Linked DNA regions of Homo sapiens: region 2 is linked to region 1. Evidence: read pairs that join two places in POLR2A ChIA-PET (ENCODE). Cell type or tissue: A673. All regions are shown on one strand. Links, peaks and the distances in the headings refer to the core of each region. The heading gives the core; the rest is flanking DNA.

What was found. Peaks named below come from ENCODE experiments on the same cell type or tissue, not always from the same donor. Only the 100,000 strongest peaks of a DNase experiment are listed, where the experiment ranks them.
Region 2: POLR2A ChIA-PET joins it to region 1 with 11 read pairs; 1 of 35 experiments calls an interaction of 5 or more read pairs at or near these places.

Annotation. Positions count from the first base shown.
Region 1 is chr6:55,912,590-55,928,915 of GRCh38, forward strand. No RefSeq gene overlaps it. Among named protein-coding and RNA genes, the nearest start is that of BMP5, 45 kb to the left of the region's middle. In A673, for the core only: no CTCF peak of the experiment used is centred there; DNase peaks (open chromatin) are centred at 6,242 and 8,732; H3K4me3 peaks cover 91 bases.
Region 2 is chr6:55,510,173-55,526,498 of GRCh38, forward strand. It overlaps HMGCLL1 (3-hydroxy-3-methylglutaryl-CoA lyase like 1), which reads right to left. Exons shown (of 9, transcript NM_001042406.2): 4 at 6,336-6,431; 5 at 3,876-4,024. Among named protein-coding and RNA genes, the nearest start is that of HMGCLL1, 61 kb to the right of the region's middle. In A673, for the core only: no CTCF peak of the experiment used is centred there; a DNase peak (open chromatin) is centred at 8,879.

The DNA of each region.
Region 1 (16,326 bases), core at 5,796-10,795:
CAACAGTGAAAATGAATCCAAGTGGAAGGTTTCTCCTCTCCCAGTGGTGCTCTTGCCTTCTGTGGAAGTCTTCCAGAATTCTCTGTGCTAACCTACTTCACCAAAAGGGAAAATTTCAAATTTGGCTCTCAGAGTTCTCATCAATCTATACCATCACGCACAAATTCCTGAAATGTTATGGCAAATTTACAGTATTTTCCCCTCATTCTATTATTTTTGTCATTACAGATGAGAATATAAGAGGAGGAACTAGAAGTCAGTGTTTAGGTAATCATTTTATCTGACAGTCCCTCAAATAGATTTTTTCAACTAAACATTTTAAAAATCAGGGAAGTGGTCAGGCACAGTATCTCACACCTATAATCCCAGCATTTTGAGAGGTCAAGGCGGGCGGATCACTTGAGACCAGGGGTTCCAGATCAGCCTGGGAAACAGAGTGAGACCCTATTTCTGAAAAAAAAAAAAAAAAAAAACTGGACATGGTGGCACATGCCTGTAGTCCCAGAGGTACTTGGGAGGCTGAGCAGGAGGATCACTTGAACCTAGGAAGTCCAGGCCGCAGTGAGCCTTGATCGCACCACTGCACTCCAGCTGGAGTGACAGAGCAAAATCCCCATCTCAATCAATCAATCAATCAATAAAAATAAAAAGAAGGAAAGTAACGCTAACTTTTCAGGGATTTCATGTGGCTAACACTGGTTTGTGTATCCTTGTAACACTAGCATCAAAGAAGCCAATGTCACTAGGAATTGGTTATTTTTAAGTATATCAGCCCTCCTTGGCTCAAGTCCTTACTCAGAAAATGTGGGATATCAGCCCATCTAAACAAGCTGACTCTCTCCCATTTGTCATGATGCTAACAAAAATGAGCCAAGCAAATATTTAGTAATAGTTGACAGGCAAGACTCCCTGATTTCACAGAGACAAGGGAGGTAACTTCCCCAAAGTCAAGTACAGACCTTGGCTATAGACTCTCCTCTTACAGGGCTCACTTTACTTCCTGTTACAAAGTTTTCAGGGGTAAGCCCCTTCTCACAGGATCAGCTCACCACCCTGCACTCAGCAGGACAGACAGCTGTGCTTGAGTTGTTTACAGTCCCATCAGGTAGGCTGACCTTACAACTAACTGACAGCCAGTGTTCTCTCCTGCAGAGTTGAGATTATCCTCATTCTTTACTTGAGTAATTATCCATGATTCCTTTCATTCAAACATTTTCCTCAAAATTCACAGAAGTTGCCCTTACCTGAGAGAAGCTCCAATTTCATTGGTTGTGTCAATCAATTTTAGGACCCAAAAAATACAAAAGGACAACTGTAAACTGCTCAAAATTATGTGACTTTTTCATCTCTAGGGTCAAGTACAGTGTCAGACTCTTTCTAAGTGCTCAATAAATATCAAGAGCTCACGTGATGACAGATGCTTTCTGTCATTATTTCTACATGACACAGTTAATTCCATTCTTAAAAGTTTTATCTCCTCAGTGCCCTTAATTGCAGTTTATAAGAGGATAGAATGTCCTTTCCATACAAGGCCTAACCTTGGTTATATGAAAACAACCAAGCCGTTTTAACTTTTCTTCAGTTTATTTCCATGAGGCACTCAAGAACATTTTGAAATTTAAGAGAAAAAAAAAAGATTATTTTGGCTCAAATGAAAATGCATTTAATTATTATTAACTAATTATAAAGTCAAAGGCTAATTGAAATCCTTTCTCCTAGCTTACATACAAGTTCTTTTAAAGCTAATATTAGAATTTTCATTGTAATGTAAACTGATGTTTATTTTCATGCAAATAAACTGCCTCACCATTAATGATGTTTTAAATTTCAACTTAAGATACTATCAGTGATGTTTGGATGGTAGAAAAAATTAGTTGCTGCATCATATTCCATGTATACAATATTTATTTCGTGCCAGCTTCAAACTGTAAAACTGGGTCAAGACAGAGACATAGGTTGTTAATAAATGTGGTATTTTTTAATAGGAACATATATTTACATGTTTACATATATTTATAAACATGTATATTTATATATAAACATGTATATTTATAATAAACATGTATATATATTGGTTCCTTAATATATCACAGCAGAGTGGCTTAAGTCCAGTGCCTTCATTCATAAGATTATTTACAAAAATTTACAAAAGGAATAGCTTCATATTTGTCAACACCAAATAATTCATCAAAATTCTAATCTTATAATATTCTAATTGTATTGTATATTTTATTTACATATTATATATACTGTGCAAAATATGGAAGATAATATGGATTGAGTCAATGTACCAGGGATGTACTAATAAATGTTTAAAAATCGGCTGGCTCTTAGTGGTGGTGGGGGGTCTGATGTGTATTATTTGTCAATTTTCATGGTGTAAATATTACTATATATTATATAAATTATATATTATATATTATATTATTAATAATATATTATTAAATTATATATAACTGTTATATATTATTATTTAACTGTATGTAAATATATTTATTTCATGGTATAATTTTTCCATATCTATCTTTCAGGCACGATTCTGAATACAAACACAATACCAACAGTTAGATGTATCTCACAATATTTATAATGGGACAAGTGAGCCTGAGGTCAACTTCCTCTGCTAGGAGGCAAAGTTGTCGGATGTGAGATGTTCCTGCAAATCATTCCACTGTCCCCTCTTCAGGTTCCTGAGTACTGGCAGGTACAGCTTTCTAATCCTAGGAAATCAGCTCCCTTCGAGTCTTAAACTTAGTAGTGCCCATAGCAACCATACGGAAGCATGAGGAAATTTTGGTGAATCAATTATCTCATGCTCTGGAAATTTTCCCTGGAGGGCCAGGATGGGATCCCCTCCTTTAGCCCTCCACACATTTTGTAGGCCTTTAATTTAAACCTTTTCTGCTTAAAATTTGCTACACAACTGGCTTTGTTGGCACCCATTTACAACTTTAATTTTTTTTTTAATTTCTGCATATCTGGTCGTGTTCTCTCCTCAATTCTCTTAAATATCAGCTCAAATATTACATTGTTATGAAATCTTCTTAGACAAATTTTTTTTTTCTTAAGCCGTATACCTCCTTGTCTGCGAACTCTCATAGGGGGCCCAGGTATGTACAAAGTGGTCTCACTTTAAAATGTAGACAAGTTCCATCAGGTTGGCAGGACAGGTTAGGTGTGCACAAGTGCACAGGTTAGGTGTGCACAGGTTAGGTGTGCACAAGTAACATATCTGCAAGAAGACAATAAGCACTTGGAAAGAAATTAACCAAAGATAAATACATATAGAAAAACAAAACTGGTTCAATAGCAATGCTCTCATTATCAGAGGGTCCAGGTGATTTTGATACAGTTTTCCTTTCCTATTCCTGAGGATTTATTTATGTCTAAATCCCAGGGAGATAGGGAGCTACTATTGGCAAGCAACAATAAATGACTGCTTCACTAAAATTCTGAATATTATTGGTATACACACCATAAAAGTAGAAACAATTTTCCATATTTGAGGTTGCATACCATAGCTATAGAGCCTGAAGACCACCAGCTTTCCCAGCTCACAAAGGGTCTTCACACAGCTAGCAGTTTCAGCTACAACGTCTCTTTGACACCACATTTTCAGTAGTTGGTCCAACAGCAAGTTTGGCAGACTCAGATAAACCCTGTGGTTATCAATCACTTTGCTACTTATAAGTTTGGAGGCACAGGATAAAAATTCCCATGGGGCCTATGAGAATGAAAAGAGACAACAAGTGGGAGGCACAAAATTAAAGCTTTTGATAACAACTAGTAGCCCAGATGAGTCACCTACCAGGATTTTTGAGCATGCATAATCAAATTGTTTCAGAGGAAAAAGAAAAAATGGCACATGGCTACTGTGGCTAAATCACCTTACTCTAAACATCTATGAGCACCATCTATGGACTCCTAGAAATAGCTGAAAAATAGTTTTCGTGATGGGGACTATAATAGAAATAATGTTCGTTATTAAAAATATGATTCTATATTTACTTATAGGTATGCAAAGATATGTATACATGTTATTTTCCTTACGTGATCTGGACTGTAAACTTCTTAAAGCTAATTTATGAATCCCACACAACACCTAGCACATTGCCTCATACATAAGTGAACAATATATGTGTTAGATAAATGAGTGCACTTTTCTTCTACATATTTTTCTTCACTACAAAACACATACGTACATACACAAACCCTGCGAACATTGTAAATCAAATTAATTCAAATTTCACTAATGTATAATTTACAATAATAGGTATACATAAAAATATTCTCCTGAAAAACACCCAAGTACTTTCAAACGTTTTTTCTTATTTATGAATCACAAGGCTTTTTGTAGATATTAAAAGTAGACATAGTAATTTTACATTCAAATGAAAATTTAGTATCAATAATTTAAATTAATTTTTCACTTTGTGTAGTTACTTCACTCGAAATAAAAGTAGAGAAAAAAATTAAATCCCACTTCATGGTAAGTTTTATGCTAATTTCTCTAAAATATGCTATATTTTTGAATGTCTACAATAACTCTGATTATGTTTTAAAAAACATTTAGAAGGGGTTAAATCTGCAATTTTTAAGTGTTTATATATGGATGTAGTAGGTCATTTTTCCTTTGGTAGAGGCAATTGGAGTTCCCTTTTCAAATATCAAAGTGAGTAAATACATAGGCAATTCCAATGAGTGTCTTTCAATATTCTGCTGATTTCAAAAGAAGCCAAGTGATGCCATATTATACCTTTATTTTCTCTAGAGAGAGCAGTCTGGTATAAAATATGTCTATCTTAAAGACAACATAATATTTTACAACTACAATTTCTAAAGGAAAACATGACAAAAATATGGCCTAAGGCAATACCATTATATGAACAATGTTTTAAGTCACAATAAAAACCCTATACTTCACCAAATTTGCATGCACTTCATATTTGCCAGTAACAGTAGCCATTTAATACTATGGGAAAATGTATACACCTACACACCCACACATACATTGCTCCTTAAAATTATATCCTGAGAAGTTCTTAAAAATAACACTCTCCAAAGAGGGAGTTTTGATGAGGTTTGAGTCAGAGTGACAGGAAAATCTGCTAATCTCCTATCAGGCAGAGTTAAATAGAAGTGTTATTAGAGATTTTGATGATTTTGGAGGCAAATTTAATAATGATATAAATCAAATGTTAAAATAATCCTCTGAGGAAATTTACTTCATTTGGGAGAAAAATAAAGTTTCACCAGTAACCATAGTGAGTTGATATTATTGCAGTTGTTTTTATAAGTTGTTGCCATGACTTTTTTGACTTTTGGGCTAGATTTTACTCAAATACAACAGATGGCAACGATTACTCTTCTGTAACTTTTTTTCCCTTGAATAACTAAACAGAGCACAATAAAATAAACAGGCTTATACCCCAGAGAGTTTTGTCTTGTTTCACATTTTATTAAAACTAAAAGTGAACAAAGCAACTAAAAACAAATAATAAAGTAAGCCCTTCATGTATCTCAAACTTCACCCAGATTTTAAAAATATTAAAATGTTCTCTTTTTCACTTTTTTCCTGGCTTCAACGGACTAAAACAAAATAGAACAAAGATATCGTAAGAAAGAAAGCTGCAACACTGACAGAATGTTGCTCAAATCAGAAGCAAATGTTTAACATTTATAAAGCTTCTCCACATGATACTTCTCCCTTGCTTCAAAATTTGAGTCATCAATTTAAATATAATTAAAATTTGGAAGAAAGATTCTTATCACAAAATTTTTATTTCAAACATTTTCAGATGTATTCCTTAGTATATGATATCTCTCCATATCCTATCTCTTCTCCTTTATAAAGACCTGAGTAATTTTCAGAATCCAAACTAACAGGTACAAGGAAAGTCAAGTTCTGATTACTCATCACAAGCCTATTTCAAATAAATTAATTCTATAAGATTATTTAATGAAAATCACATGCTTAATAGGAATATATGCTAATAAATAGAGCACTTAATTAGATGTTAGAGATTAGAGTCCCATTTCCCGGTGTTTAAAATAACATATGTCCTTGGGTGAATCATTTAAATTTTATCTATATTTTTTCATTCTGGTAAATGAAGGTAATACATCCTCTGACAAAATAGATTTATATATCATGCTGAGACGCTGATATAATTAGACAGGGACTTTAATGCATCATAATAATATAAATGTTAAAACTATTAGTCATCGTAATTTCATTGGCATAGATAATAGTCTTTCTTAAATAGTGTGTGGAATGGTTTCTAAAGTGCCAGGTTGCCTTTTGAGTGATCTCATCATGATTTCATTCTTTGGTCAAAAGCTTGAGAATTTGATGGAATAAAGTGTTCTGATTGAGCAATACCCAAAGTATTTGCCTATAAAATTTTTATTTTTAAAACAAATCCTGCAAAAATTTAGTAAAATGACCATTTAAAGATCAGAAAAACAATTCTTAGTGAGGGTTAAAAATCAAATCCTAATAATAATTATCTACACTAAACTATCAATTAATTGCTAAGTATTGCAAATTAGAGGCCACTGATCCTAACACAAAAAGACTAAAGTTTCTTAGTCATGATATGTTTCCTATGTGACTACGAGTGGGGAGGGCACAGAAGTGGGATAGGAAATACGTAGGTAATATTTGATGATTATTTTTAAAATTTGGAAAACTATAAAGACCAAAACAGAGACAATAATAAGCATGCATAATGCTTAGAAACAAACTGTTACATTTTTATTATATTCTTTCAAGGCATTTCATTATATGCATGTACAGAAAGTCCTCTATTTACATGTGTTTGCTTTCCTGGAAATGTATTTAAAAGTTAGAGGCCTAAAGTAATTGAATGTTTATATATTGCACTTAAGTATATCAAGTTATATTCCCAAAGAATGAAATTCACACACATACACGCACACCGCACACCTAATACAAAGCCAATTTGATATGGTTCAAATGTGCCCAGGTTTGTCTGGCAGGCAGACAAGAAGATCAGAGTCAGGGTCCTCCACCAGGAAGACCCTAATAGAACCCTACTGGCTGTGCCCACTTGACGAAAGCTGGCCTCATCTCTCCGTCAACCTTTCTGCAAGAGACACAGAATCAGAAGTTCCTCAGCCCCTCCCTGCCCAGATAACCTGAGTGCCTGGACAGGGCATTGGGGAAAAAAGGCTGTTCCTCCCTTTGCACACATGCGGTAGTCATGGGCTCCATGGAGATTCCTTAGCAAACCAGAAAGAAATCAGAAGAGCAGGGCACGGTAGTAAACTGAGCAGACAATTTGTCTGTTACACAGACATAGGACCTGCAGCACATGGACCAGCTGAAACACACTGTCAAGGCTGTAGCAACCTGCCCTTTCCTGTACTCTGCTATGTGATGTCTCTAAAGCATTCTGCAAAAGATATACATCTGTATACCTGTATGTGTGTGTGTGTGTGTGTGTGTGTGCAGTTATGTGTCGCTTAACAAAGTAGATATGTTCTGAGAGATGCGTCATGCTTAGGCAATCTCATCATTGTGTACTCACACAAACCTGGATGGTTTAGCCTATTCCACACCTACGCTACATTGCTCCTAGGTTACAAACCTGTACAGCATGTTACTGTATTGAATAATATAGGGAACAGCAACACAATGGTAAGTACTTGTGTGCCTAAACATAGCTAAACATGGAAAACATACCATGAAAAATGGTTTTGTAATCTTATGGGACCACCATCTTATATGCAGTTCATTGTTGAACAAAAAATCCTTATGTGGTGCATGACTGTATATACATGCATAAGTTTTCTTGTACCATTGAACTATATAAGCTTATTCTAAAAAAAAAATTGTTACCTTATGTTGCACATTGCATTGTTTTAAGTTACTCTCACTTACATTAAGAATTGTATCCTTGAATTATCATAGCATCCAGGGGAAGTTTTATTCCTACAGGTAATTTTTTAAAATCACATTAAAAGGAAACAAAGAGTCATTGGAGGAGGATGAAAGCACCCATTCAAATATTCCTGATGTAACATCCTAGTGCATGGAGGAATAGGATGGTTCCAGAATTATTTTTGGACGAATTGCATGGAAATATCTGGATGAGATTTGGGGTAGGAAATCCAGGTCGAGTTCAGGATTTTTCTAGTGCTTACTGGACATTAGATACTGGAAATGATACAAGTTCTCCTTTACTCAGTTTGCTTAGGATTTCCGGTGGATTAAAGCAATTATAAATCCATTCCTCACTAAATACTATTAAAATACATATGGGAGTAGAAGTTGTAGATGAAGACAAAAATAGGCCAGGAAAAATATGAAAAAAGATCAGGACACAAAGACTGAGGACAAGAAGTTCATAAATGAGGTCGGGAAAAAAGCAGCGTTGGGGGTGGGGGTGCAGTGGGCATCATTGCAACCTTAAATTGGAGGGAGAAAGGGTTTTAGGAAAGAGAGAGATAGTCAAATATCAGATGTCTCAGAGAGGCCAAGAAAGACAAAAAATATAGAAAACTGTCTGTTGTGCCTTTATCGAAGTAAAAAGAGAAGAAGTTGGCTCTCCATGGATGTGACAATCATATTCTTTTCAGAATCTTGATGGAGAAGGAAAAAGCAGCAATGGCATTTGTTAGCCAACTGACATCCATAGTTCCCCTCTGCATATTTGAACAAGGTCTAGTATCTTCACTTAATTAATTAGTCATTTCCTCCTTTATTCAAGGATTTCCTTGTAGAATTCACAGCTGTTCATACCCGAATGAATCTCCACTGTAAGAGTTATGTCGGCCGGGCGCGGTAGTTCACGCCTGTAATCCCAGCACTTTGGGAGGCCAGAGGCGGGCGGATCACGAGGTCAGGAAATCGAGACCATCCTGGCTAACACAGTGAAACCCCGTCTCTACTAAAAATACAAAAAATTAGCCGGGCATGGTGGCGGACGCCTGTAGTCCCAGCTACTCAGGAGGCTGAGGCAGGAGAATGGCGTGAACCCAGGAGGCGGAGCTTGCAGTAAGCCGAGATCGCGCCACTGCACTCCAGCCTGGGTAGACAGAGCGAGACTCCGTCCCAAAAAAAAAAAAAAAAAAAAAAGAATTCTGTCAATCGCACCCAAAGCCCTAAGTACACAAAGGACAATGGTAAAGTCCTCAAAGGTGTGTAACTTATTCATCTATGTAGCTCTAGAAACTGGTGTAGTACCAGACTCTTTTTGAGTGCTCAATAAATGCTTGGAGCACAACAGGATCATAAATCTTTTGTGTCACTAGCTGTGTTAGGAAACCTCAAGGAGGGACTTGGGTTTTGCACTGGGGAGTGGGTTTGTTTTGTTTTTATTTTAGTCAGATGGAAATTTAACTTGCTTATATACAAAGAAAAGAAAAGCAACAAAGAGGAGCATACAGAAGAACTAGGGTGATTACCAATGGATTGAAGTTCACTAAAGAGATGGCAGGGAATGGGATCCAGGACACAGGTGGAAGGGCAATTCTCTCCACCAAAGTGCATGTGATGGAGATAGGGACATATATATAGACATAGATAAATGTCTATGTGACTGTGAGTGGGGAGGGCACAGAAGTGGGATAGGAAGGAATTTGAAAGAGTTTCAGTCTCTGAAGAAATAAGTCAGGTTACCTGATGACTGTGAGAACAGGGAACGGCACTTTTGACTTGAGTTGGGCTGTGATGGTTTGGATTAGTTGTTGTGGGCTGTTTGTGATAAGTGCAAGAAAATGCTTTCTACATTATGAAGACTTACACAAAGTTAGATTTGTATTGCTATGTATGCACATCTGGTCAGATGATGAAATTTAAATTTGATTGTAATAAGAAACCAAGTTGTATTGCTGTAAATATATAAAGACCTCTAAATTCTACAAGAAAGAAAAAAACTACTAATAAAAAATTTGTAAAAAAAAATGTGAGAATACAAATCACAAAAGAAAAACAAGGAAATAAGTACTGGGCAAAATTCAACTTCAAGAGGATTCAAATAATATAAGTTAATGATGTCACCATTTTGCCATTCAAATAAAGTTGGGTTCTGTAAAAATTATTATACACCTAATATATGTTCAGCTAATAAAAGAAAGATTAAAAATAAAAATGCCCCAAAGAAAAAAAATTATATAATATCACTTAAAATTCCAACATCCAGGGATATTCACTGTTTATATTTTCCTGTATCTGCATTCTCATGTTTCACATGTACATACATATGTAAATTTGTATAAGCATTTGAAATACATATAATATATATTGTTCTAAAACTTGCTTATTTCACTTACTGTTCCATGAATATCTTTTCATGTTAATAAATATCCACACAATTATTGTTAATAGCTGTTTATCATCCCACACTATAAAAATAACAAAATTTATTTAAACAAACTTTTTCTTGATGTTCTGTTTACAATTTGTTTCTGTAGCAAAGGATTCATCAAGGAATAGTTTTCTACATGACATTTTTGTGCATCTGTATAATTAATTTCCTAAGGGAAAAATTCTTTAAAATGAAATTTCTGAGTCAAAGACTTCACCCATTAAACCTTTTGAAACCATTTTCCTCTAGAAAGACTGTGCCAATATTTGCTCCTAAGAGCTATGTCTGTGGTTCTTCATATCTCTCCACTCATGCCAACACTTGGTTTCATCCTTTAATCTTTGCCAAACTAATAAACAAAATATGCTGCTGCTTAATTCGCAATTTACATTTCTTTACATACAAGTGAGACTGTGATTTTTTTACTTTGTTAATGATGATGCGTATTTCTTCTTTTTAAAAATCAATATCCTTTCCCTACATAGAGTAAATACATTTAATAGTAATATTCAGTGCTGACATCATCTACTATTGGTAAAATTATAAGCTGATACAACTATTCTGGAAACATATTTGATAATACAATAAATGTAAACCAATAAAGTGACTTTTAATATGACAATGACAAATAAAAACAAACAAGCCCTTTAAAAAGTGGGCAAAAAACATGACCAGACACTTTTCACACATGCAGCCAAAAATCAAATGAAAAAAAAGCTCAGCATCACTGATTATTAGAGAAATGCAAATCAAAACCACAATGAGATACCATCTCACACCAGTCAGAATGTCTATCACTTAAAAGTCAAAAAATAACCAATGCTGGCAAGGTTGTGGAGAAAAAGGAATACTTACACACTATTGGTGAAGGTGTAAATTAGTTCAACCATTGTGGAAGACAATGTAGCAATTCCTCAAAGACCTAAAAACAAAAATTCCATTCCACCCAGCAATCCCATTACTGGGTATATACACAAAAGAATATACGTTGTTCTATTATAAAGACACATGCACACGTATGTTCATTGCAGCACTATTCACAATAAAAACAACATAGAATCAACCTAAATGCCCATCAATGATAGACTGGATAAAGAAAATGTGGTACATATACACCATGGAATACTATGCATCTATAAAAAAAGAATGAGATCATGTCTTTTGCAGGAAGATGAATGGAGCTGGAGGCCATTATCCTTAGCAAACCAATGCAGAAACAGAAAACCAAATACCACATGTTCTCACTTAAAATTGAGAGCTAAATAATAAGAACACATGGACACATGGAGGGGAACACCACACACTGGGGCCTATTGGAGGGTGAAGGGTAGAGGGTGGGACGAGGGAGAGGATATGAAAAAATAACTAACGGTTACTAGGCTTAATACCTGGGTGACAAAATAATCTGTACAACAAACCCCCATGACACAAGTTTACCTGTAAAACAAACCTGAACTTGTACCCCTGAACTTAAAGTTTAAAATAAATAAATAAATATGACAATGTTTAGGGATATTTCTGTAAAGCATCATATTTCTACAAATAAATGATTTGTGTTACAAAATGGTACATTGTTAGCAGCGTTCCTGGCACATAGTAGACATTCAATAAATATTTGTTAAATAAATAAATGAAAAAAATCAATGTTTAATCTTATTATTTAATTGGCTTCATAAAACAATAACTACTAGACAAAAAGTATGAAGGAATATATCATCTTACTTTGCAACAGTTCTTCTACCGCTTAGTAAACACAAGAACCAAGAGTTCGTGAAAAATGACCTTTTATTGTGGTATTAATTTTAATTTCTCTGACTAGTGAGCAGCTTATACATATTTTTATGTGTTTCTTAGTCTTACATATTTTGCATTTGATGAAATATCTGTCTTTAGCCCAGGTTTCTATTCATTTGTTTTTTCTTATTGATTTGTAGCACCATTTTATATGTTCCAGATACTAATAATTTATTATCAATATGTATGAAAAATATCATTTCCCAGTTAGTGGTTTATTTGTCTTATATTATGTCATGAGGAATTTTTAATTTTAATAAATCAAGATATATCAATAATTTTCTTTATGATTAGCAATTTTTGTATCGTCTTTAGGAAATCCTTTTCTATTCTCAGGCCAGAAAGATGTTTTCCTACACCTTATTCTAAAAGTTTAAGGTTTTTGTGTCAAATTTAAGTATTTAAGTAACCTGGATATGATATTTTAGTATGTTGTAGGCAGGGATCTAATTTTATTTGTTTTTCCATCTGTATACAAATAATCCCAGAACTCCTACTTACCCTACTGCTTCGAAATGTCACATTTGTGAATATATCAAAGTTTCACATGTGCTTTAGAACTCTCGATGCTGTTTCTTTTGTCATTATCATTCAGTTCAAAATATTTTTAGATTTCTATTAGAATTTCCCATGAGCTACTTATAAGGTGTTTTAATTTCCAAACTCATGCATTTTGAATTTTGCTTTTTGCTTCTTGGATTTAAACTAAATTGCATTGTGATCAGAGAACACGCTATGTATGACTCAATTTCTCCTACACTCATTCCATTAGTCAGAATTACTCACACAGTTTTACCTAGATACAAGAGGTCTGGGAAAGTATTCTTCCTGTGTGCTGATGGGGAAATTTTAATGGATTAGTGGGCATATGGCACTATTCTGCCATATTCTAGGGCCCTGTTCTTAGATCAACCCCCTCAATTCCTTCAAATGTTTGCTCAAATTATTACCCTTTCAATGATACCCTGTTAATCCTATTTAAAATTCTTCTTCCTTTTTACTTTTTTATACCTAATACTTTTTACACATACCTATTTTTTTCTTTTTATAGAATTTTCTACCTTTAAAAATATTATACATTATATCTATTTCTCCTGTCTTTTGTCTTTCACTTCCCATAAGACTGCAAATTCCCTAACGGATTTGTTCACTGATATATTCCAAAGGACTAAAACATGCACATAGCAGGTGCTCAGTGAATATTTATTGAATTAATGAATGTAACTTCTAGTTTATTAGTTATTTCCTACCTGTGCCTCATATGTTATTCAACCTATTAATTCTTCAGCTTCAACATTTCATTATTGATTTCTAGATGCTTTCCTTGATTCTTTTTGAATTCTGCTGGCTATTTTATCATCTTTTTTCTCGGCATGTTTTTCTAGTGTATCTTTATTTCTTCAAAAAAATTTATAAATAGTCATTTTAGATTATTAAGCCTTTGAGGATCTTAATTATTGTTTTTGCTTACTCTCAATCATGGTAGTTTGTTTCATTTTATATTAAATGATTTTTAAATGTGAGCTTCTCTTGAGTAGAGTAGCTACACAGTCACATAACTGTAAAAAGACTGAATTTAGGGTTGAGAAAAGGATAATTGCCATTTGGAACCCACAAGGATAATGCTCCTACTTCTTGTTAGGAATTTTCCTAGGCCTGAAAGCTTGACAATTAAAGAATATAGTCATTGCCCTACCTTTGTTTCAACTGGAGAATCAACCTCAGCAGATATGTGAACTGACGTTATTATTGATGCTTATACCCTGGACTGTGTACAGGGTCCTCATGAGTTTTAGTACCCCGCCCATGTGTTCTCCAAACTGCATACAATTCTTCCTCCACTTTGGAACTGCATACAATTCTTAGGCCTGGTTCCTCTTGGTGAAGCCAATGCCTGCACGTCAACCTGCAATAATTACATTTTTCTTAAGTCTGTGAACAAGCCATATGAATTCAGGGTTTATGTCTCCAAATTTTCTCCCTGACTCTTAATTAAATTTGGGACATTTGACCTAGCACTGCCTGTTTAATCATTGCATTAAGGATATTTGCAAGTAGAGCTTTACAAGTGTTAGGGTCTTTCCAGTTTAAAGAAAGCAAATTTTCTTCAATGCACCATGCCTCAAAGACTTGTAAGGATTCCCTTTTGTATAGGTATTCTAGTTTGTACCCACAAAAGCCTGGTTGCTTTCCTGTTGCACTTTCAATGACTCCTTGACTTTTCTTAAGCTTGAAAAATCCCATTGCTATAAAAATCCACTAATCTACAGACACCAACCAAAGTAAAACTGTGTGCTACCTAGGATTCAAAGCCTTTTGCCCATGACTTAGCAGTAATAAATGCTCTATAACCACCAATGTTTTAAAAGCCTTGTTTATATATTGAAGTTCCAGACTCCAAATATTGGTTCTATGACAAAGCTTTATCACTCCATGTGTAATATATAACCCCAATTTGGGAGAAGGGGAAGCTCAAAATGAATGGGTCCTCTTGCAGGGACACTTGCTCCCGAAGAGGGAAGTGAGAGGAGCTGAACTGAGTGTGCCCAGGTTACTCCTTCCCAAATTTACCAGTCAGTTCAATAATTCACGTCTTCTGAACAGAATGAGGAAAAGGAAACAGAAGGTGAAAATGTGTAGAGTAACTACATTCCTTTAATAGGAAAGAAAACTTTAGGAGATAATGGAAATATACCAATTTAGTCTAGGAAAAGAGGTTCAAGGTAGGGAGCAAGAGATAATTTGGTATATTTTGTCATTCATATTATTATCCAACCCAGCTTCAGAGGAAAATCATTTTATTCAGCAAAGTGAGCTGTAGAAAGTGAAAATTGAGTCAAATGCAAATTTTATAACATTGGAGACATTTTTATGCTTTTTTTTATTTTACTTTAAGTTCTGGGATACATGTGCTGAACGTGCTTTTATTACGTAGGTGTGCATGTGCCATGGTGGTTTGCTGCACCTATCAACCCATCATCTAGGTTTTAAGCTCTGTATTTGTCCTAATGCTCTCACTCCCCTTTCCCCACCCCCATCCCCTGACAGGCCCTGGTGTGTGATGTTCCCCTCCCTGTGTCCATGTGTTCTCATTGTTCAACTCCCACTTATGAATGAGAACATGCGGTGTTTGGTTTTCTGTTCCTGTATTAGTTTGCTGAGGATGATGGTTTCCAGCTTCATCCATGTCCCTGCAAAGGACATGAACTCATCCTTTTTTATGGCTGCATAGTATTCCATGGTGTATATGTGCCACATTTTCTTTATCCAGCCTATCATTGATGGGCATTTGGGTTGGTTCCAAGTCTTTGCTATTGTAAATAGTGCTGCAATAAACGTATGTGTGCATGTGTCTTTATAGTAGAATGATTTATAATCCACTGGGTATATACCCAGTAATGGAATTGCTGGGTCAAATGGTATTTCTGGTTCTAGATCCCTGAGGAATCATCACACTGTCTTCCACAATGGTTGAACTAATTTACACTCCCACCAATAGTGTAAAAGCATTCCTATTTCTCCACATCCTCGCCAGCATCTGTTGTTTCCAGACTTTTTAATGATCACCATTCTAACTGACATTTTTAAAAATAGTCTCTGATTTATAAAAAGAGAATTTTCTTTTACCTCAGCAAAATCAGTATAGATAGAAAATTAGGTTAATATTTCTGTGACCTACATTATGTTTTATCCAAGATGATTAAATTATAATGTGCCTGACCACTATTAGTTGAAAGTCATGATTAGGGTAGTAAAAGCTTCCTTTGTCCCTGTGTCAAAGGACATCACATTTCCTAATTTCTCTTGCAGTTGTGTGTGCCTTGTGGCTCAATTCTAGAATATGAGTGGAAGTGACTTGCATCACTTTCAGGCCTGGGCCACAAAACCTCCCATACGTATCCTCCCTCCCCCAGTGTTCTTTTTCCTTGTGCTAGAAAAATGCCAAGGCAGGGGCTGCTGAGTTCAGGATACTGAAGGACTTGAAGGGATGCATTAGAGGTTCTCTAGGAGGAATTGGAACCATAATATGACCACACTAAGGTATGAGTAGAAATTTTCAGAGGCATGAAAATAAAGAAGAGTTGTGGAAATTCTGAGAGTCTCCTCTTGTGAAAGTGGTTTGTGATTTAAAAACTAGAAATTAATCAGTTTGGACTCATGACAGCATGCACACATTATGATAAGTCTTTTATTGTGC
Region 2 (16,326 bases), core at 6,587-11,586, 400 kb before region 1:
ACTTTCAGTATAAACTTTCAGAAGGTTAATCACGAATCAAATGATTCTTGGCCATCTTATAGGAGAAGTATAAGATGTAATTATGTAAAGAAACTTTCATGATTTATGCTTTAACTGGGTATATACCCAAAGGACTATAAATCATGCTGCTATAAAGACACATGCACACGTATGTTTATTGCGGCACTATTCACAATAGCAAAGACTTGGAACCAACCCAAATGACCAACAATGATAGACTGAATTAAGAAAATGTGGCACATATACACCATGGAATACTATGCAGCCATAAAAAATGATGAGTTCATGTCCTTTGTAGGGACATGGATGAAATTGGAAATCATCATTCTCGGTAAACTATCGCAAGGACAAAAAACCAAACACCGCATGTTCTCACTCATAGATGGGAATTGAACAATGAGAACACATGGACACAGGAAGGGGAACATCACACTCTGGGGACTGTTGTGGGGTGGGGGGAGGGGGGAGGGATAGCATTAAGAGATATACCTAATGCTAAATGATGAGTTAATGGGTGCAGCACACCAGCATGGCACATGTATACATATGTAACTAACCTGCACATTGTGCACATATACCCTAAAACTTAAAGTATAATAATAATAATAAATATATATATATATACAAACCTGCTGACCTTGTAATTTTATAATTTCTATTTATAATCATTTTAACCATGAAATTAATAATGGCAACTTACTAAGAATTTCCTTTTTAAATTAATACTCTCACAAAGAGTGAGCATGTGATTAATGTCATTTCAATAAAGAGAAGCTGATAATCACTTTAGACAAAAATAATAAATTCTGAATGTCTTATATATTAAAGTACTACTTCATATCTTGAAGAATTTCAATTTTAAAAGGATCCTGGCAAGCCAATAGATATTTCTTTCAATAAATACCATTGATAAAAGGAAAATAATCACATTTGTCATTGGCTTTTATTTTTCTTTGCCCTCTTAACCTTTTACAATTTAGACAGTTAATAGAAAAATTATCTAGATTTAAAAAAAGTCACATGAACTGCACATTAAAAAATAAAATCCAAACTGCGGATATTTCATTTTGCATTCGCATATAACCAGTAGTTTGCTGACTCTGCATTTTGTCACTGATTTGGCATGGTATCTCTTCACAATGTGTCCCAGACGTTATGTACAGTTCTGAGCGTGTGTTAAAAATGTGTACACATGCATGTGTTGTGTGTGTGTTTCAGTGAGTGTGTGGGGGGAATTTAACAATAGCCTTCATAACTGTAATAAAAGCTACTATTTGGACTATATGAATGTTTACTATTTTATAAAAATTTTAATAGTTTTAGTGTGCTTTTATAAAATGTGTACTGCTATGGCCTTTAAAGCTGACAACTGACGACATAAATTTTCTGGATGATTATCAAGTATATGTTGATGCAGCTGTTACCATGCAAGACATGCTGAAGCATCTACTGCAGTTTCAACTAGTTGAGCATGGCTCCTTTCCTTAAATAGGTACTAATGGCTTATGACTTACAATGGTGAATACCTAAAATCAGATTGCCAGTAAAAATAAAATCTTATTTAAACTTTATATAAATTGTTGGGAGGAATAAGATATTTTCAACTACACAAATAGCTGCTGAACTCTAATACTGAAAGGCATATTTCTGAAAATGAGAGTGTTTCAGAAAATTCAGGAGTTGTACTCCAAAGGAACAAAATCCACACTGGAAAACATACATTTGTCTATAATTCTACAGTAAAGTCTCCACTATACTCTACTCATTTTGCTTTACTGTGGGTCACTTCTTGTTCATCAAAGCCTGGAAAACTTAAGCCACAGCACGATTAGAAGTTTTCATTTTTCTGATGAGGCAATATTATTTGTCAAACAATGAGTATTAAGAGGGTTTAAGATTTTTATTAGCCCAGTTACATTAACTATTCCATTTTACAACAGAAAGCTAAGATAATAAAAGGTTACTTCCTACAACTTATATTTGCATCCATCTTTCAACACTAAAAAAACCCTTCCTATTTGAAGAGCAAGCTACATAAGCAATTTACTTCTTATAGTCACATACTTTTTAACTTTCCAATGAGAATTACTTTAAAGCTTATACTCCACACTTTAAACACATATTGAAGTAGAATAGGGTCTTCATCTTTCTCTTTATTTTAAAGAAAATTGAGACAACTTATTTATATTCGAATTGAGAAACCAATAGTATATCTCTCCTTTTTGATTGTGGTTTTGTAACTTTTGCCTGAAAAATAAATATCCTTTATTTTATGTCTTTGGAAGTACATTGCCTTGGATTTTAAATTTTTCTCATATAGTCCTTACATGATATGCATCTATCTTAATTACAAAAGTAATTTCAAATTTTAGAAACTCATGTAGACTTACTATGGAGGACAGGAAAAATATAAATAGAAAACAAACTAACAAAATATTTTACTAGGTATAGTCTAACTCTAATTGTTCCCCCAAAACACCTTGATTGAAATTCCAATCATTTCACTAATATTTTCAGTCACAATTGACTCACTTATCTTTCTCATTAACTGTTGAATCTTTCCCGCTACCATGAACTTTGCTCACCTCAACTAAGGGAAGTACAGCCTGCACCCAAATCCATCCCCAGCTTTCAACCTTCTATTACCAATCGCTATGCACTTTAACTTGTTACGATGTGTGTTCATCATATCTCCATATTTATAAAATTAATAGAAAAAGTAGCTAATGTCTTAGAAACAAATTCTTCCTTAAGAAACAAACACACACAAAAATGCATTATAGGTTTCACAACCCATAGGCCTGGTTATAATACTTGAGGCAACTATTGGTCCTGGAAGCAGACAAGCACCAAGGCAGATTTTTCCCTCTCCTCCCTCCCCCATACCTCTCATCACCGCTAGGAGCCTCCTTTTTCCATTTCTGCTTTCTACTACTCTGTCCTGTCACTGGTTTGCATGTGGCTCCATCCTAGGAACCCCAAAATAGTGAACTCAGTGACAAAATCACATAATCTTTCAATACAAGTAACCATGTTTGGTATACCATTTCTAAACTCCTGAGAGAGAAAATTAGGTTTGTGGATCTTGGGTCAGTTTTTATTTTCCATGTCCTGTAATCAACATCTCTTAGAATGAACAGCTGATAAGTTTCCACAAGAAAAAGGCAAGGCGAGGAGAAAGGGATTGATATCTCTGATACTCCTAAATTTATAGAAATCACATATAATAGAAAATAGTAGAGAACTGAAAGTTTATATTTATCTTCTATAAGCAATTTATCAAGTATTTTTAAACAGTGTTCTGCAAGATACTATGGAGGTGATTTGGGATCACCCAGAGGAAGTAGAAAAGTCAGCCATTGAGGGGGAGAAAGAATGGATAAAATGATTTCCCAGAGCAGCTCAATTTTATATCTGCTGTATTCTATTGAAGTTCTACATAAAATACTCTTTGAAGAAAAAGTCATGTTTTAAAAAAAATTTGAAAACCACATTAGGTGATTCTTTTCCAAAAGCTGTTGTGAGTTTATACCAACTTATCAGCACATGTAGGCTGAGATAAGAGGGCTGCATTTGGGTGCTAGAGTGTTAATAAAATAGTTAATAATGCCAGATTTGCATGCTAGTTCCTCTGATTTCAACTGCATGACACATTCCACAAGCTAGATACTCACTAATAATCAGCAGTGATGTTAATGAGATGTAACTATATAGTGATTACCCTGATTAAACAAAATAGAAATATGATATTCTATGTATATTTTTATAAATGATATAAGAATCTCTAGATAATTTTTGAGTAAGCTTTAACAATAAACATTAACAAAACAGAATTTGTGGGATTTCATAAGTACCCTCGTGCTGGAATATTCATGTGTCTTGCAGACTTAACAACCTCCTCAAATTTTCCCATACTTTCTTCAATGGAACAGTTAATATTCTTCTTGCTAAAGGATTCAGATGCAGCTCCAAAAACTGATATCTCAGTAGCTCCAGCAGCAACCTGAAAAATATATAATTTAAAGCCAAATCTAATAACTTCAAAAATGTGAATGACAGTGGTAGAATAAAGATTAACTACTCTATGAAGGCATACATGTATTCTTTAATATTTGCCTTAGAATTTAAAATTGGATTCCTCTCATCTTGCCACATATATTCTTTCGAAATGTAAAAATATTTTGTAATAACAGAATAATCCACAAACTGCAATATTCATAAGTCTGTGAGGCACAAAAACACAATGAGGATGTTCTATTTAATTATGCCTTTTAAAAATTATGTATTATCTTCAGAAATACTGTAAGCCTAATTATGGAAAATACTAGCACCCCAATAAAACCCTTATCCTCCATGAAAAAATATTTCCAAACCAATTATTAAAATGGAAGATACTAACTACTTTGTTTATCTTCTCTTCCTACAATCCAACAGAAAAATATTTTTCCAATTCATCATTTAGATTTTGCCCCCAGTTTTTCTTTGGTCTCCTAACCTAGCTTTTATTTTTTTGTATCCTGACTTCTACAGCCATACTCGTGTGTACCTAATGCTTTGATCTTTTTGTCAGTCTTTAAATGCAAAATATTAATCTAATCAATTTCCTTTTTGCACTTTTTGTCAACTTTATTCCTTCTTCCAGGCTCTCCAGTGACTTGTTTTCAAATATCAAGCCTCTCAGTCATTCAGCTGGATGTTTAAGACCTTCTGTTAATGTATTTCTAGCACTTTGCCTACGTTCTCCCCTCTTGCTAATCCCCCATTAACACATGGGGGGGAGGTCAGGTGCGGTGGCTCACGCCTGTAATCCCAGCACTTTGGGAACTCAAGGTAGGCAGATCACAAGGTCAAGAGATCAAGACCATCCTGGCCAACATGGTGAAACCCCGTCTCTACTAAAAATGCAAAAATTAGCTGGGTGTGGTGGTGTACATCTGTAGTCCCAGCTACTTGGGAGGCTGAGGCAGGAGAATCGCTTGAACCTGGGAGGCGGAGGTTGCAGTGAATCAAGATCACGCCACTGCACTCCAGCCTGGCGACAGAGCAAAGCTCCATCTCAGAAAAAAAAAAAAAAATACATGGGGGGAGAAAAACTTAAAAGCTATCTTTTCATCTTTCCTCAAACATTTAAAAAATATTGGCTTTTATGCCTCTATCCAAAATAAATTTTCAATTTCTAAAATAAAAACTCTATTAGTGAACATCTACTATTTGTCTGTACTGTTTTTAGTACTATGGATGTGCTTTTTGTCATCTACAAACAACTGTGTAAACTAAGTGTTGTTATGCCAATTTTACAGATGAAACAGCTATAGCGCAAAAAAGGTAAATCCTTAGCATGATATCACACAGGGAGTAAAAGTTCTGGAGTCACGTTTTGAGCACAGAATTGCTCCAAAGTCAAGATTAGTTCCACTCCAGTGCTTGCCCCTCTGAGTTAACATGAGAGTGTCCTTTCAGTATCTTCTTCAAGGTAAGATACATTCTTTACTTTGTTAGGATTACTAGATGACACCAATATTTATAATTTTTAAATGACTTTTTAAACAACGCAATAAAAATTTTATCAAATCAAACCCAAGAGAAAAATAAATGGTTCTAACAAAATACATTATACGATTAATACCCCACAATCTCAACTTTACATAATATAGTTTCATATAATGAATATTTTTCATTAATATTCATTAATACCAGAAATAGCTGCTGCAAAACCTATGCAATAAGCCCATATACGGATAACACCTTAAAATTGAAGAGGATAGTCTCATATGTATAATTATTAAAGCTTTATTTAAATTATATAAATTTCTAAATCACAGAGGATCAAAAGAAACAAATCAGAAGATAAATAGGGAAAGTAACTAGAGCCAGATAAAATGACAATTAGCTTTTCACCCAGAGGGAGAAAATAACAGACACAAAAAGCTGATCAACAAAGGTTGACAAAAATAATTACCAAATTCAACAATATTAATAACTATAAAAATTGCATTGAAAAATGCTTAAATAGTATTCTATATTACTTATTTAAGAAGAAGCACAAAATATACTTCTAAGAAATTTCACAAAAAAATGCAGAATTTTACTTTTGTGTTTTGATTTTTGAACGGTGAAGCTGGAAGAGCCAGGTATATAGACCACTTTAGTCCCCAACAATGCTGTGAGGACTTGGAGCTCTATGTCTTCATGTTAGTACATTAGCATAGTATTTGTATTACAGATGAGTTACATATGACACAATTTTAACTTTGTAAATATCTTTAAAACGATAAGAGGCCTATCAATTTTAGAGATATTAGTAGCACACTTACAGCATGGTGAAAACCCTGAAGATTAGGAGTAAGGACAGGATAGCGAACTCCTGGATATTGATGAATGCCTTTCATTACTTCAGTGTGATCAGCCATCTTAAATACATAATAGTTATATGTAAATGTGTAACTTCGAATATGTTACCGAGAATCATTTTAGTTTCAGGTAGGTTATAGTTACATGGACAGTTAGAGTCTTTAAATTAATATCTGAAATAAAAAAAAATGCCAGTGAATGTAAAGGAAAGTAGTTCTCAGTCTCATAGACTTATAATAAGTAGAGATAAGTTTAACTGTTTTACAGAATGGGATCTTGTAAAATGAGTTATTACAGATAGGAATTCGGAACTTTATTATTTTCACTTAACCAATCTTTATTCCCTTCCTTTCATTTCATGGTCCAAGGCTGAAATACTCCTGAGACTGGGGAAAGTTGGAAAGGCAATATGCTATTCATTTACCATACACATGAAAATTTTATGTCCAAATAATTTTCAGTGTATGAAATTTTACAATGTTTAGGAAAATGTAAATTACACATATTCTTTAGAACAGTTTAACAAGGCTGAGATCCCAGAATGCTATTTGGTGAGCATTGGTGCTTTAGTTAGTAATAGTTATAAAGCTTTATGTAACACTATCATAGTATTACCACGTTTTCATATGTGAACAAATTAATACAGTAGAGTTTTCACCTGAAAAATTTAACCTACCCTGTCAACACTTTGTTTTCTGTATCTCTAAAAAACTCAACTTTGAATTAAAATATCAAATTTACCAGTTTGCCACAAAGTCTAAGAATTAGCTTCTTAAAACAATAACTATTAATCAGATCCCATAATCATCACACAGAGAAATTACCATTGACATAACCATGAGCCTTACATATTTAAAAATAATAAATTGTGGCATGAACAATAAATATGAAGAATAGTATATAAGCAGTGGAAAGTATACAAAATGAACATGCAAAAAGCTGTGAAAATATGCCAAACCAAAACTGGAATCCTCAATATAGAAATGCAGAAAAAGGGCTATTGGGTTTTCTTTATATAACTTGGTTTGCTATCATCAGAATGCATTATTTTTGAATTTAAAAAATTAAAAGCAAATAAATCCAAACAAAAAATGCTTTTTAAAACATAGTTAAATACATTTGAAAAATATTATAATATTAAATATAAAAATACATGTTACAATATTTACTCTTATTGATACATTCATCTTGTCAACTCTCAAATGCCAGCAGAGTTAAATTTAATGCTTTCAATTAGTATAATCTGCATTACTTATATGAGTTTTTAAATACATATAAATTTGAAATTAAATACCTAAGATGCAAAGAAGTACCTTCCTTTGACTGCCATCATGACTTATTACATTTAAGCTTTCGTGTTTCATTCATAAACACATTTATTTGTGTTTACCAGGTGATCTTTTCTCACTTAATTCTATACTATTGTATCCACTATCCCCTGCCTCACCAATTCCCGTCTTCTCCAAACAGTATCTACCACATTCATTTACAATGCATAAAAGTGATATCTCTCATTTCATTCTAAATCTATCTGACTTTAATCTAGCTGTTTATTGAGCCCCTACTATGTCCAAAGCTCTATGCTAGGTCCTGTGGAAAATAAAAATACAGACCTTACTTTCCTGGGGGAAAATGAGGTTATTGTGCTGAAGTAGTTAGTAGTATAGTTGGGGAGACAAAACAGATACACATGGAATGTTAACAATTCAAAGAAATATACTGGTTGTAAATGAGATCACAGATTATAAGAGTTCAGAATGAATAAAGGTTGGTATGGCCTATAAAAGTCTGGGAGAGTTTGAAAGAGCACATGGGATACAAGCTGCAGTCCTTCACTGTGGCATTGTTCCAACAAAAAATGGCCACACCAATATTTCTGGTCCTGTATGTTCTTCCAGGATCTCACCACTTTTCACAAAGAGGTAAACTTTATTTACTCTTTTCCTTGAAGCTGGGTAGACTGTGATTCCTCCAACTATTAGAATGTAGTGGAAATCATACTATATGACTTCTGAAGCCAGGTTACAAAAAAGGATACAGCTTCCATATGGCTTTCTCTTTTGGGGAAAGCCACTGTGGGGAAATCAGCCAACATCCTGTAAGAAAGCCCAAATTAGCCTACGCAAAGAGGCCACATAAGGAGACCCTCTTGGAGAACCCATGTGAAGAGGAACTGAGGCCCCCAGCCAATAGTCAGTGTCACCCCCTAAATTTGTGATTGAAGTAGCCTCCAGATGACTTTTGCCTCCAGCATTTGAGTCATCCAGCTGAGGCCCTAGACACTGAAGACCAGACACAACCTGTCCCCCATGTCCTGTTCAAATCCTGGCCCACAGAATTAGTGAGCATAGTAAATGTTTACTTATGCCACTAAGTTCTCAGGTAATTCATTTTACAGCTATAAAAGCTGCAACACTGAAAAACCAATAGGGTTGGAAAAGAAAGACGGACGGTTGCGTAAGTGGTAACATATTATTTGGCTAGAGAAGATTAGTAGTGAACAATTGGGGATAAGCTTATAAATGAAGAGGAAATCACACACTGTGATGTGTCTTTGAGTTAGGTTCACGTTAGTATAAAGATTCTGATTTATGCTGAAGGCAATAGAAAGCCATGGAGAATGGGTGTTGAGAAAGGAGAAGACTGGACTAAATGTAGTATTATAGAACAATTAATTTAGGGGAGGTGCAAAGGATAGTCTAGATAGGAGAGGCCAACTCTCAGGTAATTGTGAGAATCCATCTTGTGACAAGTTCTGTGGTAGAAAAAAAATGGTACTGGGAATAGAACTAAAGAAAAATGAAGAGGACACAGTGGCTAATAACACAGAGGAGCACTTTACTCAAAATTGTAATTCTCACCATTTTATAGCCTTCCTTTGTAAATAGTTTGTACATATTTACACAGTTTTTGATTGCATATCCATGAATTTAGCTTTTGTGCTTGATGCTATTTAGAGTGTGAGTACTCTCTGTCTCTGTCTCTGTTTTTCTAACATGCACACACAAATGTGCATGCACACACAAATTACAAAAAGAAAATAAGCAAACTTATTTCCGATAATAAGCAGAAAGAAAAGCAAAGTTTTAGGATATTGTAATAAAATGTAAAACAACACTAAAGAATAATGTTAATCAATATTATTAATGCTTAAGCCTAAGTAAACATAGTATGTATAAGTATTTATTAGAGACATATGTATTCTCATGATAACAAAAGTTAATAAAGATCATGTTCCTAACCAAATACAGATTTGGATAGAGATTGGCAGTATATCATAAAACGGAATAATGGGCAAATAAACAAATTTTAATCTACAATAAATATAGATAATCTTGGCCTATATTTAATTCATTCTGCACATAATTTAACAAAAATCTTGAGACAGTGGGAACAAGCTTATATAATGAAGCAAACAATAATTTTTTTAAATAGATGTTTCAATCAATAGATCAAGAAAACCAAACACCACATGTTCTCACTCATAAGTGGGAGCTGAACAATGAGAACACATGGACACAGGGAGGGGAACATCACACATCGGGGCCTGTCAGGGGGTGGGGGGCGGGGGGAGGGATAGCATTAGGAGAAATAGCTAATGTAGATGACGGGTTGATGGGTGCAGCAAACCATCATGGCACATGTATACCTGTGTAACAAACTGCATATTCTGCACATGTACCCCAGATCTTAAAGTATAATAATAAATAAATAAATAAATAAATAAATAAATAAAAGAAAAAAAAGGAAAATGAACAGGGATGATAATGAAGTTCCCAGATCATGAAAACTAAAAATTGATAATCACTGAAGGTATCTTAATAAAATTATGATAAATACAGAAAGTAGAATCCAAAAAAATCACTACTTTTACATTTTTAAAAGTGCTCACAATATAATGAGGCCATTCAAGAAATAATAGTATTCTGTCTTAATTTAGTCAGTAAAGGCAAGTAAGTAAAGAGTTTTAGGAAATCCTGATAGAGTATCATTTTATTCCAATGAATAAAAAAGGGCAGGTTCCAATTCAAGGTACAAAGTCCTTGCTTTAATTTTTTTTTCTCTTGGGGAGTTTATGTTATACTTCAATCTTAATATTGTTTTAATGTCTAAAGTTTATAATTTAAACAATGAAACTAACAATTCATTTACATTACTGTTTTGACATTTTAAGAAAGCCTTTCTACATCTGGTTTTATTTAACAAACTTTTTTCAGACGTTGCAGTGATTTTTTAAATTTAAAATGATAAAAATCCTCATGATTTGGTTAGTAACAAGTTTTGCCATCACCAGCACACAGTCTGGAAATGGCAATATCTGTATATCTCTAGCCAAAAAAAAAAAATAGGCCTACCATGGTTAAGAATTGTTTTAAGCATGCACATTTTGATATAGATCCAAATCATCACAATATTTGCGTAACATTCTGCAAGAGTTTTCAAGATATGCAAAGCATCATGAAGATTATAGCCTAACAAGCTTAGAGATTTTATTTGCTACTAACTCTTATCATGACGTAATTAAACTGGGATAGTTCACACTATACACATTTAGATATCCTATCATGTTGTAATTACCTGAATACTATAATGTGTTCCAAATATTTAGGCTTTCAATATGTTCCCCAGACAATGGCAATGGCTAAAATACAGTTTAAGTGTTGTTAGTGTCATCAGCTCACCCAAATTCCCTGAGATTAGTGGAATTTCAAGATAATGCATATGAGAATGCAGTGATAAACAATGAAAGAGTTTCTCAAAAACTTCTGAAAGAGAATCATATTGGAAGTTTCAACTGTTTTTTTGTAAATAGGCTACAGCAGACCTAGCTTTATTCAGCTGTGCTTTATTGTATTTCACAGGTACTGTGTTTTTTACAAATTGAAGGCTTGTGGGAGCTCTGAGTTGATCAAGATCTATTGGCATCATTTTTCCAACAGAATGTGCTCACTTTGTATCTCTGTGTCACATTTTGGTAATTCTCACAATACTTAAAACTTTTTCATTATTATTATATCTGTTATGGTGATCTGTGATCACTGATCTTTGATTTTACTATTGTCATTATTTTGTGGCACCATGAACCACACCATATAAGATGGCAAATTTAATAAGTAAAGGTTGTGTGTGTTCAACTGATCTATCAATTGGGCATTCCCCACCTCTCTCCGTCTCCTTAGGCCTCCCCATTCCCTGAGACACAACAATATTGAAATTAAGCCTATTAACAACCTTAAAATGGCCTGTAATGTTCAAGTGAAAGGAAGACTCACATATCTCTCACTTTAAATCAAAAGCTAAAATGATTAAGTTTAGTGAGAAAGGAATGTTGAAAGCCCCGATAGGTGATAAACCAGGCCTCTTATGCCAAACAGTTAGAAAAGTTTTAAATGCAAAGAAAAAGTCAGAAGGGAATTAAAAGTGCTACTCTGGTTTACACACAGATAATAAGTGAAACAGCCTTATTGCTGAAACGGAGAAAGTTTGAGTGGTCTAGGCAGAAGATCAAACCAGCCACAACATTCCCCTAAGCCAAAGCCTAATCCAGGGAAAGGCCTGATGCTCTTCAATATTATAAAGGCTGAGATTGGTATATTATTGATATATTATTTATATATACTCATATATTTGTATGATAAATTATTACTTTTTAGTGTATTGTAAAAGAAAAACATTTAATAACCCTAAACTTAAAGGATACTGTTTATTAAAATACTCCAAAAAGTTATAGGGTGAAATTTTTTATAGGAATTAATTTTTAACATTTTTCAAAGTATACAATTCTTTCATTTTCAAGTCCCACAAAATTAAAGGTAAAAATACCTATCACCCTTTACTTCTCTTCAAAATGACAGTTAGAGAAAATAGAACTTTCACTGAGTAAAGTTTACTCAGTTCCAACTGATAACATGCAATGTGGGATGTTCAATAAAGTGAAATAAATATTTACTTTAAATGGAAGTACATAAGGAACTGAGAGTTCCTATTCATTTTTTGACAAGAGTTGACTCCTATTCATTTAGATTTTAATCAGTGATTAACTCCCCGCTGCACCGGCCCTGAACAAATGCAGTTACAAAGCTACTCCATGTACAGGTCTCTAAATTCCAGAGCTGCATTTGTAATACACTTTTTATATGTAATTCTCTCATACCCATTTATGATACATGTCATTTCTATGTTTACTATTTTAACTTAATGAGAGATTAGTCCACTATAAGTTTGCAAACTACAGAAGAGGAGAATGTTTTGGGTGGTTCTGTATTACCATAGAAATTATTCAGTGTGTTTTTGTAGCTCTGCTGAAGATGAGAAAATTTAACTGTGTGATGGGGTGGAAATATTAAAAGTTTAAGTTAGCACTGTTGTTAAGTGACAGAAGAGTTCAGAGGAGGATCTAAAATTCATGTGAGAAAAAAATACAAAGATATTTTTACAGTGGTATCTTTACAATGATATCTACAAAATTATATAACTTGACCACCTCTCTTAGAACTAGATCTTGTAACCTAAATATAGGACTCTATATTTTGTACCCTTTTCCCTGACCTGGTCAAGTTGATATGACTGAGTCAAGCATCACCAGTAAGTGAGTCTCAGCCATTGTCCTGTCTCCACTCCACCTATCTGATAAAGGGCTCAAATTGTTTCCCTACCTTGCCCTCTAACAAGAGAGATTTTATGCTTTGTAATAGTGTACTAGGTAAGAAGCTAGCTGAGAAGTCCTAGGTAAACAAGGAAGGCATAGCCAGAAAATCTAAATAATCTAAACAGTCATGATATTCGGGAAGGACAGCCTGGGATTTGAAAGGTAAGCTTTACTGGCAAATTGCTTTGACTGCTCTATAGCAGTGAAACGGTGTGAGATGAGAAGAAAAAAGGGGAGTTATACAAAGTATTGCTGTGATGTATACAGCGGTTCTCCTGCAATGGTCTTCAAGTAACACATGGCGATTGGAATACCATTTAATTCCTTAGGTTGCTATATTATATTTTTTTATGTACAAATCCAGGCCAGACTCTGCCAATTGGGAGAGCTCACAATTGCTGCACTCTTTCAGAATGTTGGTGTAAATATTCTCATACACTGAAAATATATAAAACCCAGTATATCATATAAGATATAGTACACAATTTTACCTCATATTACAACTCACTGTAGAGTAGAGCAAGAGTGCATATTCACCATGTTAATGTCCTACACTAACTGGCACCAGAAGTATGTAAATAGTTAAGGAGAAACAAAATTCAAAATGTATACAACCAGAGGCTAGTTTGTGCAAAATTCTTCCAAACATTATATACATACTGTTGTAAGGAAATGAATCTGTTTTCATCCATGTGAAATCAAATGGAAATTTTCATCTATCAAAAATATATTCCATATAACAATTATACTGTGCATGTTTCTATTTTTAATTGCATAAAATTACAAAAATAGAATATATCAAAATTCCTCCGTGTGAAGTGTGCAAAACTGTAGTAGTTCTTCTAAAATAAAGACTATATCTGCGTACAAATTTACATATATCAAAGTATTAGATTACATCTTAACACATTACTAATAATGAATTATTAAACTGAAAGATTTTTCTAACCTATAAATAAAGTTTTATTGACAGTGCTAGAGAAAAGACTGAATTATCTGTCTACACTCTCCATAGAAAACATCATAGTGTTGACCTTAGAAAGAGACGAACAAAGAATGTATAGTCACAAAATAAGAGAAAAAGCGTATTATGAATTAACCTCAGATGCTCACTTAAATTTTTAAAACTAAAATTTTATTTTTCTGAATTTTGAGATATTTGTAATATGTGTTAACTTTTAAAATTTTAAAATTTCATAAGTTCTTTTTTCTCATTTAAAATTAATATTTATTTTCCTATATAATGTTGTATTTGGCATTTATAGTCTTTAAAAAAAAAAAAAAAACGGGATCCTCCAAATTGATGTATTCAGTATCTAAAGTTCCCTACAAGTGGTTGGCCATATATCTCCTAGTGATTTGCAGATCTCACCCAGAGACAGACAGGTGGCCCTAAACCATCCAGACATATCAATTAGCAAGAGCACAAACAGTTGCTTCACTTGAAGTAATAGGGCATAGATAGTGGTAAATGACTCTCAAACTGAATGATCCCAGAGACTGGCTCAAACTTTGCATTTTGCCAGAAACGCGATCCTTGAAGACAAAAGAACCTGAGGCATATCTAATGATTGTCCCTTGGAAAATTTCATATTTCCTGGTTCCAGTGTTTGTGATGAGGGACCTTGACAGATGCAACAAGGCTAAACTTTACAGCACTTTCTGAGGCACTGAATAGGAAGTAAAATAACCAAGAAAAGGAAAAGAGGAATAAACTGTAACAGCATGGGTTTTTGAGTAGTGTAATTAATACTAATTACTATTACTATTAATTAATAGTAATAGTAATAGTAATTAATATTATCTGTTATAGAAGTACAAAAAATGATCAAACAGAGTAAAAATTGAGGAATAGTATTTAAAGGCTCTTCCTGACCCCAGCAACTTCCATGACCTCATCATCATTCAAAGACAGCTCTGCCACTGTTAGCATAAATCTTTCCCTTACTTCAATCCACAGACTTGGTCTATGCTGGTCTATGCGACACCCACCGGGATATGGAATCAGAAAACTAAAAAAAGAATTCTAGAGGGCCTTAGAGGCATAATGAAAAAAAGGATCACTTAGAGATCCTCTAAATGTTTAGGCTCTAAAACAGAGTTAGGGTATAAGATATTTGAAAAGGGGGATTTTTAAAGTCCTATGGTAGGATATGAAATTAGGTCCCTTCAAATATTCTAAATGAAGCATGAGTGAAGATTGGAATGACTTAATTATTTTGACATTTTGAGCATGCTTTCGTATATGAAAGGATAGCATGGGGCTCCAAATTTTATTTTAATTACATCTAACTGAAATAATTAAGGCCCTTTATCTTGTTAACTAAGCCAGAGTTACTGAGACTCAAAGCTGGAACTCTCTTAGAAAACCCACTTCCACCAAGTGGAACCGACTCAGTATGTGTCATTTACTGAAGGGTCCAGTGTGCTTAGAGCTGTGCTTCCAAATACTGGCCTGAGGACTGCCTAGGTCAGAATGATCTGGGACGACTTTTAAAATGCTTATTTCTATATTCTGTATTGGCCCCAATGAACCAAAAATCTCTGAGACTGTAAACTGGAAATCTGCACATTCAGTAATTTCCTCTGCTGCTTTATATGCATGGTTTAGAAAAGTCTGCAACTCCTCCCTGCGGTGAGGAGTAGAAGTTTTGGAGTAGATTCCTGTGTAACCCACATAGACCCTACAAAACAGATTTTTTTTGCTGTGCTTTACAATGAGCATTATTATGGTCCAGAGTACTGTGGTCAGGTCACACTAATCCCAACTTATTGGACTCTAAGAAATGGATGTCACCTTGGATCTGACATCCATGACCAATATACAACCAAGGAAAGCCTTATATTAAGGTTATCCTTACCCCCAGCTGGAACTTCGTTATCATCTTCTTACTACTGAGATTCCAGAATAATTTGCAGCTAAGCCTTTGAAGGTCTGGAGGACTCCAGACCCCTATTTTTTCTTAACAGCTCACCTCACTCTTATTGAAGTGCTCCCAGCTTGCCTTTGATGATAGCAAAATGTCTGCAGCATTATGCCCACTATTTCAGGTCTCTGATCCTTTACATTATTCCTTCTGCCTAAAAATCTTTTTCCCTTTTTTATCTAGTTAATTGATTTCATTTTTCCAATATTCAACTCAAAAATTCCTCTTACATGACATTCTCAATAACCAACTTGACTTAGATGTCTCTATACTTCCTAACTTGCTTTGTATTATCTATCATTGCTCTTATCAAATTTTGTATAATTTTTGATTCATGCATCACTTTCCATTATTAAATCATTAGCTCTTTAAATACTT